Linked DNA regions of Mus musculus: regions 1, 2 and 3 are each linked to region 4. A link is a loop called in an ENCODE intact Hi-C map of the cell type or tissue named here. Cell type or tissue: left cerebral cortex. All regions are shown on one strand. Region 1 has its middle 22 kb from the start of 4932438A13Rik. Region 2 has its middle 40 kb from the start of Trpc3. Region 3 has its middle 62 kb from the start of Trpc3. Region 4 overlaps Trpc3 (transient receptor potential cation channel, subfamily C, member 3).

Region 1 (2,500 bases), 200 kb after region 4:
GTCCCCAACTGGCTCTTGATCAATCAACAAAGATGCCAGTGGCTAGTGGTTGGGCAGAAATAAAGAGGCAGGTCTTCCAGGTTCCTGCAGGCTAAGAGAGAGAGAGAGAGAGAGAGAGAGAGAGAGAGAGAGAGAGAGAGAGAGAGAGAGAATGAATCGATATACTTGGAGGAGAGAGATGGAACAGACTCAGAGCTGTAGGGGAGATCTGCCAAAATGTAGGCAGAAAGGGAAAGTGTACCATAGAAGGGCAGCACGAAATGGCTTGGGCAGGAAGATGAATGGGCTTCACAGAAGGTTACTAGACAACTAAACTGAGGGAAAATTTAGAGGTCTTGAGCTAGGACTAAAGGGGAAGGCATGCTAGCTGCAGGAGGCTTAGAAGAACCCAGCCATTGAGCCAGTAAGGCAGATTAAAAATGAGCTAGTATGTGTATATCTTTCATCTGCAGATCCAAGGTAGCAACTGGGGAGATGAGCTGGGAGCTCAAATCGGTGTAGCAAAAACTCACTGCTACTGGTAGGGGAATTAGTATTTGAATAACACAGTGCCAGAAAACATTATGCCTACAAGGCTGGGTGCCTGTCACGTTAAACACTCAAGTAAAGAAGCCCTTAGGTCCAATCACACACTTCATGGATTAAGAAGATGACCATAAGAAAGGACCCTGAAATCTGAAGCCTGACATCATCACAAGCGTTTGTACAAGCCAGAATTCCTTTGTTTGCGTCTTATACTTAAATATGCTTAAATTGACACATAATAATCACACTTCTTTATGGTTTGGGAATTGGAATTCTTTATAGGGGATTCATAAATTTAGGTGGGAAATAATGACACTGTTTTTTTCTGAACTCCACCTGAAATTTAATAATTTCTTCACTTATTAATTCAGGTGACAAGACAGAAATACATGGAACTGTGTTATCAGCACAAGTCACTGAGATCATAACATCTTAGAGTTGTAGATAATGTAAAACTCAGCTCTAATTCAAAATTATAGAGGATTTGGTATCTAATTTATACAACAGCTCCAGGGCTACTGTTTGGCTAAATGCAGTACTCCAGCCTCGTCAAGGGGACCTGTGGAACCGTCACTTCCTCCCAGTGTGCTCCAGCTTCTCCTGTCCCCCCCCCCCCCCCCCCGGCCTGAAATGTTCCACTCTCTGGTCCCTGCTTCTCATTATCCATCAATCGGGTATTTTTTTTTTTTTAATCTGCTAAACAGAACAAAGCAGTGTATCTCCGGACTCAGGGGTCTTTGCGCTCTGGAGCACAGCAAACTGACACAGATGTGGCTTCCCAAAGGTTGGGAAGTGTTATTCATGCACTCTCTTTGCGAACTCAGAACAGTTGCCTTGTCAGCCTTTTAGCCACCACTAGGTGGAGACTCTCTCCCCCTCATCACCCTTCGGGCTGTGTGAAGGAGAGAGAGTAAGGTTTGAAGTCCGAGTGGGTTTCATCAATCAGAATCTTCCTTCCTAAAAAAGCCGTTCTTACCACAGGGCTGTTTCTCTTTCTACATTTATTTACCACTTATGGTTGAATTTTGGAGTGGTGTTAAATGGGAGCAGAGACTTTGCTCTGTTCCGTTTCTGTATCTCCTGAACCTCAAACAATATCTGTTGTGGTCATAGGAGCTTAATATCCACTGCCTGATGTGCAGACTCCATTTTTTGAAGTTTATTTATTGTTATTATTTTCATATTTTCTTTTAATTTTTTATTCTTTTATTTTTATTTTATTTGTTTGTTTGTTTGTTTGTTTGTTTGTTTGTTTCGAGACAGGGCTTCTCTGTATAGCCCTGCCTGGCTGTCCTGGAACTCACTGTGTAGACCAGGCTGGCCTTGAACTCAGAAATCTGCCTGCCTCTGCCTCCCAAGTACTAGGATTAAAGGCGTGCGCCACCACCACCTGGCTTTCTTTTTATTTTATGTGTATAAGTATTCTGCCCGCATTTATGCTTACATATCATGCTCACTTCTGGTGTCTATGCAGGCCGGGAAAGGGCATCTAATCCCCTGGAACTAAGTTACTAATGGTTGTAAGCCACAATATAGATGCTGAGAAACAAATCCAAGTCCTTTGCAAGAGCAACACATGCTCTTAAAGCACTGAACCATCTCCAGACCCAGGCTAACGCCTTATTCGGAAAGGTAATTTCTAAAAGATCTGCTTTGTTTTAAATTATGCATGTGTATCTCTATGAGGTATATGCATGTGAATGCAGATGTCATTCACAATGCAGAGACCAGATGCACTGGATCCCCTCTGGAGCTGAGTTATAGGCAGTTGTGAGCCACGAGAGCCACGCAGTGTGGGTACTGGCCCAGGATCACATCATATCAGCACCCAAAGATGTTCTCTATATCATCCTCCTCCTTCAGTTCCTTGCTTCCTCCTCCTCTCATTTTTCATCTGTTTCATGTCTGTGCTAGGTGTGTGTACTATAGTTTGTAGTAACTCGCCATCTGTGGTGGGCATTGAGATCTGCTTCCA
Region 2 (2,500 bases), 90 kb after region 4:
TCTAGGAAAGATTTCAGTGACTATAGTCGGTTCAGAGCAACATAAAACTTTTATATTCTTTCTGCTCACAATACATATAGACCTTTGCAAAAAGAAATCTTAGATTCTGTGACATGGGCACACTTTTAATCATTGTGAAAACCCAGGCGTTAGCCTCATCGGTGGTTAATAATGGCAGCTGTTTGTCTCAGTCCTAATGTTACATATTCTTACAGGGAGAGGCCAGGGTAAATGCAGGGCATGCTCAAGTCCAAGTTAGAAGGTCAAGTCTTCTCATTTGCCTCCTTATTGAGATTTTATTTTTGTAACCTGATTAGAATTCTCTATGGCTTTCTATCTTCTCCACTGATTGCGGTAATTTCTGCCATGTCTGTAGCTAATGACTTTGAGTAGATACACATTTATATTAATAGTGAAATATGTTTATAAATTGTATCTGCTATATTAGTATCCCCAAATTCCCAGATCTCAGCACTTCAAATGTGTAAGTCCTAAATTTAGGAAACAAACCTTTCTAAGCCACGCTGTAACTTGGAAAAATGGGTTGTCATCTTCCTTTCACTATGCTGACGCCACACATTTTACTCACTTGTAAAGGCCAGCGCCCTCTTGTCATCTGATGACCAGGATCCATCGGTTCTCATGGGTTGACTCCACTTGCTGTGATTAATCCTGAACAGTCACAGGGCACCATCCCAAGGACAGGTTTTATCTGTGATTCCCTATATTTCTAACTACAAACCAAAAATAGCTGTAAGCAAATATAAGGGTTGTTCTGCAGCTGTGAGGCCAACCATGTTTGGTGGGCCAGCCCCTATGGAGGACAGCCAGCTCTGTTGCCTTGGTTCACCCCCCCCCTCCCCAGCCAGAGTGTGACAACTCCTTTATGCATTCCTTTCCCCATTCCTGTGCTCTGTTGTCTGTCCCCTGCTCTCTTCCACTGCTCATACCTGTGTGGGTGGCTCCTTTCCTGTCTCCACCTTCTTTTGGTTTCTTTTCCGCTCAAGTCTGCAAAGCTAAGTCTTATCTTGCTTTTCTCCAAAGACAAAAAGGAGGAAGGTGCAGATGACACCCCTCCAATGCTCTGGTGGAGGTAACTGACACCCTGCTTACATATTATTCAGTCGATGAGTTTCGTGACAGCTGAGCAAGGGGCTGAGCTCTGTGCAGCTTCACAAGACAACAGTGACCCTAGCTCTGCCAATGTTCTTGTCCACTTCCCTCATCAGCCTTCTTCACATTCCTCCATCCACACTATCCTTTGAGGAGGCGCTGGCAATTTCTCCAAGCTGGAGAAGACGGCCAAAGCTGATAGAGCACACCCTGTTCTTACTTTGAACACATGACTTACAGGACTGGATTTCTTCATTGATGAAAAGGGACACAAGGAGAAATACCTCTATTTCCCTGGATGCTGTTTCTATGAGATGATGCCTGGATTTGCTCCAACCACATAAATAAAAATGCTTTCTTAAAAGACAGTACAGAAAGAAAATACATCAACTAGTTTCTGAATAAATCAGCCATGAACTCCTTCTACTTAGGATTCTTGGTATGTGAATCTTTTATTGTTTAGATTTGTTTAGGGTTTTTTTTTTCACTTACAGCTCAAAGCAGGTCAATTAATATATTTTAGTGGTCAAAGAATCTCTCTTATGTAAAAATATTTTCTCACATGAAGAAGAAGGAAGGAGGAGGAAGAGGTGGAGAAAAGAAGAAAGGAGGAGGAGGGAAGGGAAGAACAGAAGGAAATAGAGAAAGGAGGAAGAGGAAGAAGGGAGGAAGAGGAGGAGCAGAAGAAGGGAGAAGAGAAGGAGGAGGAGAAGAAGAGCAAGAAGAAGAAGATAAGAAAAAGAAGGAATACTGGTATAATATGTGAAGCAACAGGTAGTGGAATCTTCCAGAATCCATCTTTAGCCCCTAAGGAAGCCTGGCTCCCGCTCTTCACTTTCCCTCTCTCTTATGAGATGCTAAGGAGTTTATAGATGGGAAGCCAAGTAGCAGACATAGTAAGGAAAATGAAGATGTGAGTCCTCTAAATAGTTCTAGGGTGAAGTTCCCTGATGGTCAAGTGTAAGTGCTACAGAGGGCAGGAGACCTTCAATGTGCTTTGGCATGTTACCTTTGAAATGATCCTGTGAGTGACTTGCATCCAAGTTCAAGAATTTAGTAGCAAAATAGAAATAGAGTAAAGGGAGACCACTAAATAAATATTCCCTACAGCTATTGTTATGATCAGGATTGTCTATTGCAAACAACTCATTCTGGCTGAAGTTTACATTATCAGAAACTCTAAGGCGAACTGGGTTCTGGGACAGGTAGATACAGGCTCCAAATAATTAACCCCCTTTCTCTTGGATCTCTCCACTCCTGAGAAGTACAGATTTTTGATTCTGGGATAGGCCCTTCCCCAGTGCCCAGCCTAGCACCAGGATATAGGGCACCTGGGCAGAGACTGACGAAGGCCCAGGCTCTCAAGGAGAAGGTGGGTTATTCTGGG
Region 3 (2,500 bases), 110 kb after region 4:
TGTCTTTTAGGCCACATCGTTGCCAACATTTTCCATTGAGCACTAGAAAAATGAAATCTAAGCTTTCAGAAGTTTGTTTCCATTTCTTGAAGATGTCTGTCCTTTCCTATCTCCTCCCACTCAGCTCTGGAATGCCAACAGGCCCTGGGTCACATCAGATCCACCCTGTAGTGTCACCATGACCTCTCAGTGTTTCTCAGTTTATAACATGTGACGTTACATCCTCTCCATCATGGGTCCCTGGGACAACCCTGTGGGGAGAAATTATTCTTTCATCACACTGACTGAATGATGGCTCCAGAGAGGAGCTGCAGAGCTCAGACTCCAGCTTCGTGTTCTTTCCCTTTTAATCAGAAGGCCTTTAGAACTCTCCTGAGGGATGATGATGGTAGGGAACATCTGGACATCTACTAAGTTGTTCATTGCTGCAGAAGAGTAGCAGAGTTTGCCTAAGTCTCTGTGCCTCAGTTTCCCTTCCTATAAAAGGGACCCCCCCCCAGCTCTCATATATTATTCTACCCAGGATTCCCATTACTGTGATAGAACACTGGAAAGGAAAGGGTTAATTTCATCTTATACTTCCAGGGAACAGTCCTTCACAGAGGGAAGTCAGGACAGGAATTCAGTCAGAGCAGGAACCCTGATCAAGTACTGAACCAGAAGCTATAGAGGGGTGTTGTTTACTGTCTTGTTCTCTGTGGCTTTCTCAGCCTGCCTTCTTATAACACCTAGGACCACCAGCCCAGGGGTGGCACCACCCACAGGGGCCTCCTTCCACAGCTATCAATCAAGAGAATGCTTCATGGACTAACCTGGTAGAGATATTTTCTTATTTGAGGTTTTCTCTTCCAAAATGACTCTGACTTGTGTCAGGTTGACATCAAACCAGGCAGAACATGTACTATGAAGGTCTGGGAGTCTTGCTTTCTTTGTCCCGACTGTATGCTTCATGAAGAAATTAAAATAGGAAATCTGAATTAAAGTGTGAGTTCTTCCTGCTCTTTTCCTTTCACCTCATTTTCTTCATTTCTTTCTCTTATCGTTCCTTTAGTCCTATGCCCTTGGGGAATTAGCTAAGTGAGGAAATCTGTGTTGTTCTCTTTGACAATCTATATCTAGAAGAGCCTGGTGAGGTAGCACACTGTGACAAGGCAGTCGGCATTTCTCTGTTTTTACTTTACATCCTTTGGTTTCTGCTCATGGTGAGAATAGATGTTCTGATATTCTTTTCAGTTTGGAATCCTAACTCTATCCTCAAGTGTATGACCTGCGGCTGGGTGAGAGCTCAGGTGGTGAGAAACAGGAGACCTGAGGTTCCCAAAGAGGCAGCACTGTGCCCGCCACCTTGTTATGTATGCTGGAGACACCAGCTGCCCATTCAGGAAGTCTGGGGGATGCCCAGACATGTGCACAAGTGTTCTCCAGGGCATCTCTGAATCCCATTAAGTTTCAGAAGCACCAACTTCAATTTTTACCTTGTTAGGACTCCCCAACCCTCCTACCCAGCACAGTTTGAAGCTTCTTCAAATGTCTCTGTGGGAGGTGGACCACAGGTGTATCGTGACTGGAGAGAAAGAAGCTTTATGTGGGGGCAGAGAGGCAAGCTGTAAGTAGAGAACAATGATAGCTACACTGTAACACTCCATTGCCTTTCCAGTGTTCTTATTGCTACTGTTTTAAAGATGTAGCCAAACTGTATCTACCAATTTACAATGTTTACATAATATCAAACTTAACAAATATCAATCTGAAAATGCTTCTGTCTATCAATTAAGTTTCAACTTTAGTTCAGCTCCAGCAAGGCTAGTCCTGTGCCTGGAATTGCCCCATTGGGCTATTTATTCCACTGAACATCCAATTTAGTCTTAGGTTCAATTGATCCTAGGCCTATGGGTTCATCCTGATAAATATTTCTCCACACTGACAACTTCTCTTACATATGGTTTGTAAGAGGCTAAGCCTGATTACTCTGAGGAACAGGCACTCCACCCAACCCCGGAAGCTATATCTGGCCCTATTCTGTTCTGATAAACATGCCTATTTACAGGCTTCACAGATGTAGAAGGCCAGATTCAACTCATCGCAACATACCAGACAGAGATACTGGGATGGCAGGAAGTTAGCTTAGGCTACTGAATGCCTGTGCAACTTCAAGGAAACGACTCATTCCACAAAAGCCTGTGTCTTCATTTACAGAACAGAGAGATTATTTCCGTCATTGAACTCCAGCCGGGATTAGGAACCTGGAATGGAACCATATTTGGTTTTAAGGCAGATTAATTCCTACCCTCTCCCAAATTGATTAGTCTTTGAGGGGCAAGCTATCCCTTACCATTTGACATGAGGAAAAAAAATGCCACTTTGATATGTGAGAGATTTGGGTGTAGGTCCTAAATGTTAACAGTTATTATATGTGTCACTTTGGATAATTTAGGCTCTTAGACCCCCTTGTCTAGAAAATGGGAGTAATCATAGAGTTGAAGATATAAATATATGAAAT
Region 4 (2,500 bases):
ACTGGCCTGTAACTTACACTGTAGCTCAGGCTAGCCCTCTGCCACTTTCTCCTAAGTCCTGGATAACAGACATAAGCCAACACATTTCACTGGATCAATTACATTTTGAAGTTTGTATTTGTACTACATGTCTCCACATGTCACATGAATCCTACAGTGGCCGAGACTTGTCTTTATGCTTTTCTATTCCCAGTGCTCCCCATGGTGATTGGTACAACTATCCTCACTGATAAAGGACATGAAGCAGGGCCACAGGCATAGGATATGAGCTCCTTTAGTCCTCAGTACCTACACTGATGCCACCACACAAGCAGACACTCACAGTACTGTCCTTTGGTCTCGGTGGGATTCCTGTACTGGTTAATTCTGGTTGGTACCATGATGGGATCTAGGATTGCCTAAGAGACAAACTCCTTGTGGGTAGTCTCAACTACACTCAAGACTACATAAGAGGAGAAAATGAGCCAAGGTCCAATATCCATCTTTCACTGTGTCCTGACTAAGAATGGACTGTACCCTGAATTGTCAGCCAAAAATAAACTCTTGCTTCCTTCATTTGCTTTGTCATATCCACAAGTAAAATAACCGACACATTCTGTGCTGGGGGCGCTATGTATGGGAATCCATTCCCAAAATGCACATAGAAGCTAAGCCTGGTGCCGCACGCACAGCTGCAATCTGAGCACCTGGGATCATGAAGTAGGTGGAGGCTCAATGAGTTTGAGGTCTGGGTAGCATCGTGATGCCCTGGGTAGCCTGGTTCTAGAGTGAGACCCTGTCTTCAAAAACCCGGGCAAGCATCGCTATTTGGTGGAGGTAACACACAGCTAAGCCAAGATCTCTGAGAGCAGAAGATATACAAAAAGTACAAAACAAAGGAGGAAGCTATGGAATGGACAAATCCAAAATCCAAAGCAGAGTGGTTAACAGACACTGAACATTTTGCCTAAAGAACATAGTCAGATCAGAGTGGGTGGCCCAGCAGATAAGAATCCGCTCCCTCCCCCTCCCCGGCAGCCAGTACTTCTAACCAATAGTCTTAGAACTTCTGAGACACACAGGGATGGAACACTCACCTCGATCTCTTGGTATGAGCTATTAATCATAGCAATTAGCATGTTGAGTAAAACGACCACCATAGTTACATTATATATCCCATAAAGAACATAGCCAATATTCTCTATGAATTTGTGATCATATTTGAGGACAACAGAAGTCACTTCAGACAGTCCAAATATGGACCAAAACAAAGTCTTGAAACTTTCTTCAACCCTGTTGAACAATAAAGACACGGTAATGAGTAGCTTCCAGTATTAAAAACAAGCTAGTATCTAATGCTATACAGATGTAAAATTATTATGAAATGCTATCATCATACATTCCTAACAACTGCTTTTTAAGAAAATACTATTTACTTTGTGTGTTTTGTCTGCATGTGTCTGTCCACTGTGTGCATGCAGTGCCTGTGGAGGCCAGAAGAGGGCGTCAGATACCTTAGGTCTGGAGTTACACATGGTTGTAAGCAGGTGGATTCTGGGATTGAACCCAGGTCCTCTGCAAGAGCAACCAGAGCTTTTAACTGCTGAGCCATCTCTCTAGCCCTGTAATAATTGCTTCTAATAAGAATTTAAAGAGTTTTTTGGTTATATTTTAAAAATTAAAATTTAAGAGTGAAAAATATGTTTTAAGAATTAAAAACATTTTAAGAATTGTTCTGTTATGGTATATTATTTTTTCAAGTTGTTTTTGAGACAGTATGGCCTTGAATTGATCCTCCTGCATCCAGATTCTAAGAGGTAGCATTCCAGGTATGTGCCACCATGCCTACATTGTTGGAGTACTTAGCAGCAATTATATCCTGGGGTTTCAGGGGCTGGTGTCAATGCCCAGCTTTTCTGAAGTTATTCTGATGAAGATTTGGTTAACAGGAGAAAGCAGAAGTTACTTCAGAAGGCCCTTACTTTTCTTCTGGAATGGTGCAAGGTTGGAGTCTGATTTTGTAGGTGGTTTGGAAGTTTAAATCCAACTCCTTGGCTTAGGTTGGAAATGAAACACCCACTTCAAAAAGGATCTCCCCTCACCATGGCTCACGATGAAGGAATTTGTCCATACTTAGAACAAAACCAAGCTCAATATCCAGAAACCAGGCCAAAGAGTTTTGGTGTATCCCAATGGTGGAATGCGGTGCAGCCACTGGGGATAACGAGGCAGATTTATCTTCATACAGTTATAGTATAAGGGATAGCTAGGATACATTAAGTAAAAAAAATCAAATGTAGCATCTGTGAAATACTGAGTCATCTAAACACAAAAGAGAGGGCTATCTGGATATTTATATTCTTCTTTTGGGGAAAAAAATCTCCAAAAGTATTCAAAAGAAACCATGGTTTCCGAAAATGAAATTCAGCTCATAGACTGAGGGTTAGGGTGTGAAGGGAAGGCTTTTCACTCTAAACACCCAGCCCTGATGCCTGAATTCTGGTCACAAGAATCCACACTC

The links. A loop is a pair of places that touch in the nucleus more often than their neighbours do. Peaks named below come from ENCODE experiments on the same cell type or tissue, not always from the same donor. Only the 100,000 strongest peaks of a DNase experiment are listed, where the experiment ranks them.
Region 1: a loop joins it to region 4, with 2.4 times the contacts of the local background. A loop is called at or near these places in 6 of 42 quality-filtered maps.
Region 2: a loop joins it to region 4, with 2.4 times the contacts of the local background. A loop is called at or near these places in 3 of 42 quality-filtered maps.
Region 3: a loop joins it to region 4, with 2.6 times the contacts of the local background. A loop is called at or near these places in 2 of 42 quality-filtered maps.

What each region holds. Positions count from the first base shown.
Region 1 is chr3:36,839,744-36,842,243 of GRCm38, forward strand. No RefSeq gene overlaps it. Among named protein-coding and RNA genes, the nearest start is that of 4932438A13Rik, 22 kb to the right of the region's middle. In left cerebral cortex, a CTCF peak has its summit at 1,385 (motif pointing right); a DNase peak (open chromatin) is centred at 1,389.
Region 2 is chr3:36,729,341-36,731,840 of GRCm38, forward strand. No RefSeq gene overlaps it. Among named protein-coding and RNA genes, the nearest start is that of Trpc3, 40 kb to the left of the region's middle. In left cerebral cortex, no CTCF peak of the experiment used is centred here; a DNase peak (open chromatin) is centred at 991.
Region 3 is chr3:36,750,835-36,753,334 of GRCm38, forward strand. No RefSeq gene overlaps it. Among named protein-coding and RNA genes, the nearest start is that of Trpc3, 62 kb to the left of the region's middle. In left cerebral cortex, no CTCF peak of the experiment used is centred here; a DNase peak (open chromatin) is centred at 1,478.
Region 4 is chr3:36,639,508-36,642,007 of GRCm38, forward strand. Trpc3 (transient receptor potential cation channel, subfamily C, member 3) reads right to left here. Exons shown (of 12, transcript NM_019510.2): 8 at 1,077-1,272. Among named protein-coding and RNA genes, the nearest start is that of Gm35856, 14 kb to the right of the region's middle. In left cerebral cortex, a CTCF peak has its summit at 1,474 (motif pointing right); no DNase peak of the experiment used is centred here; H3K27ac peaks cover 68 bases.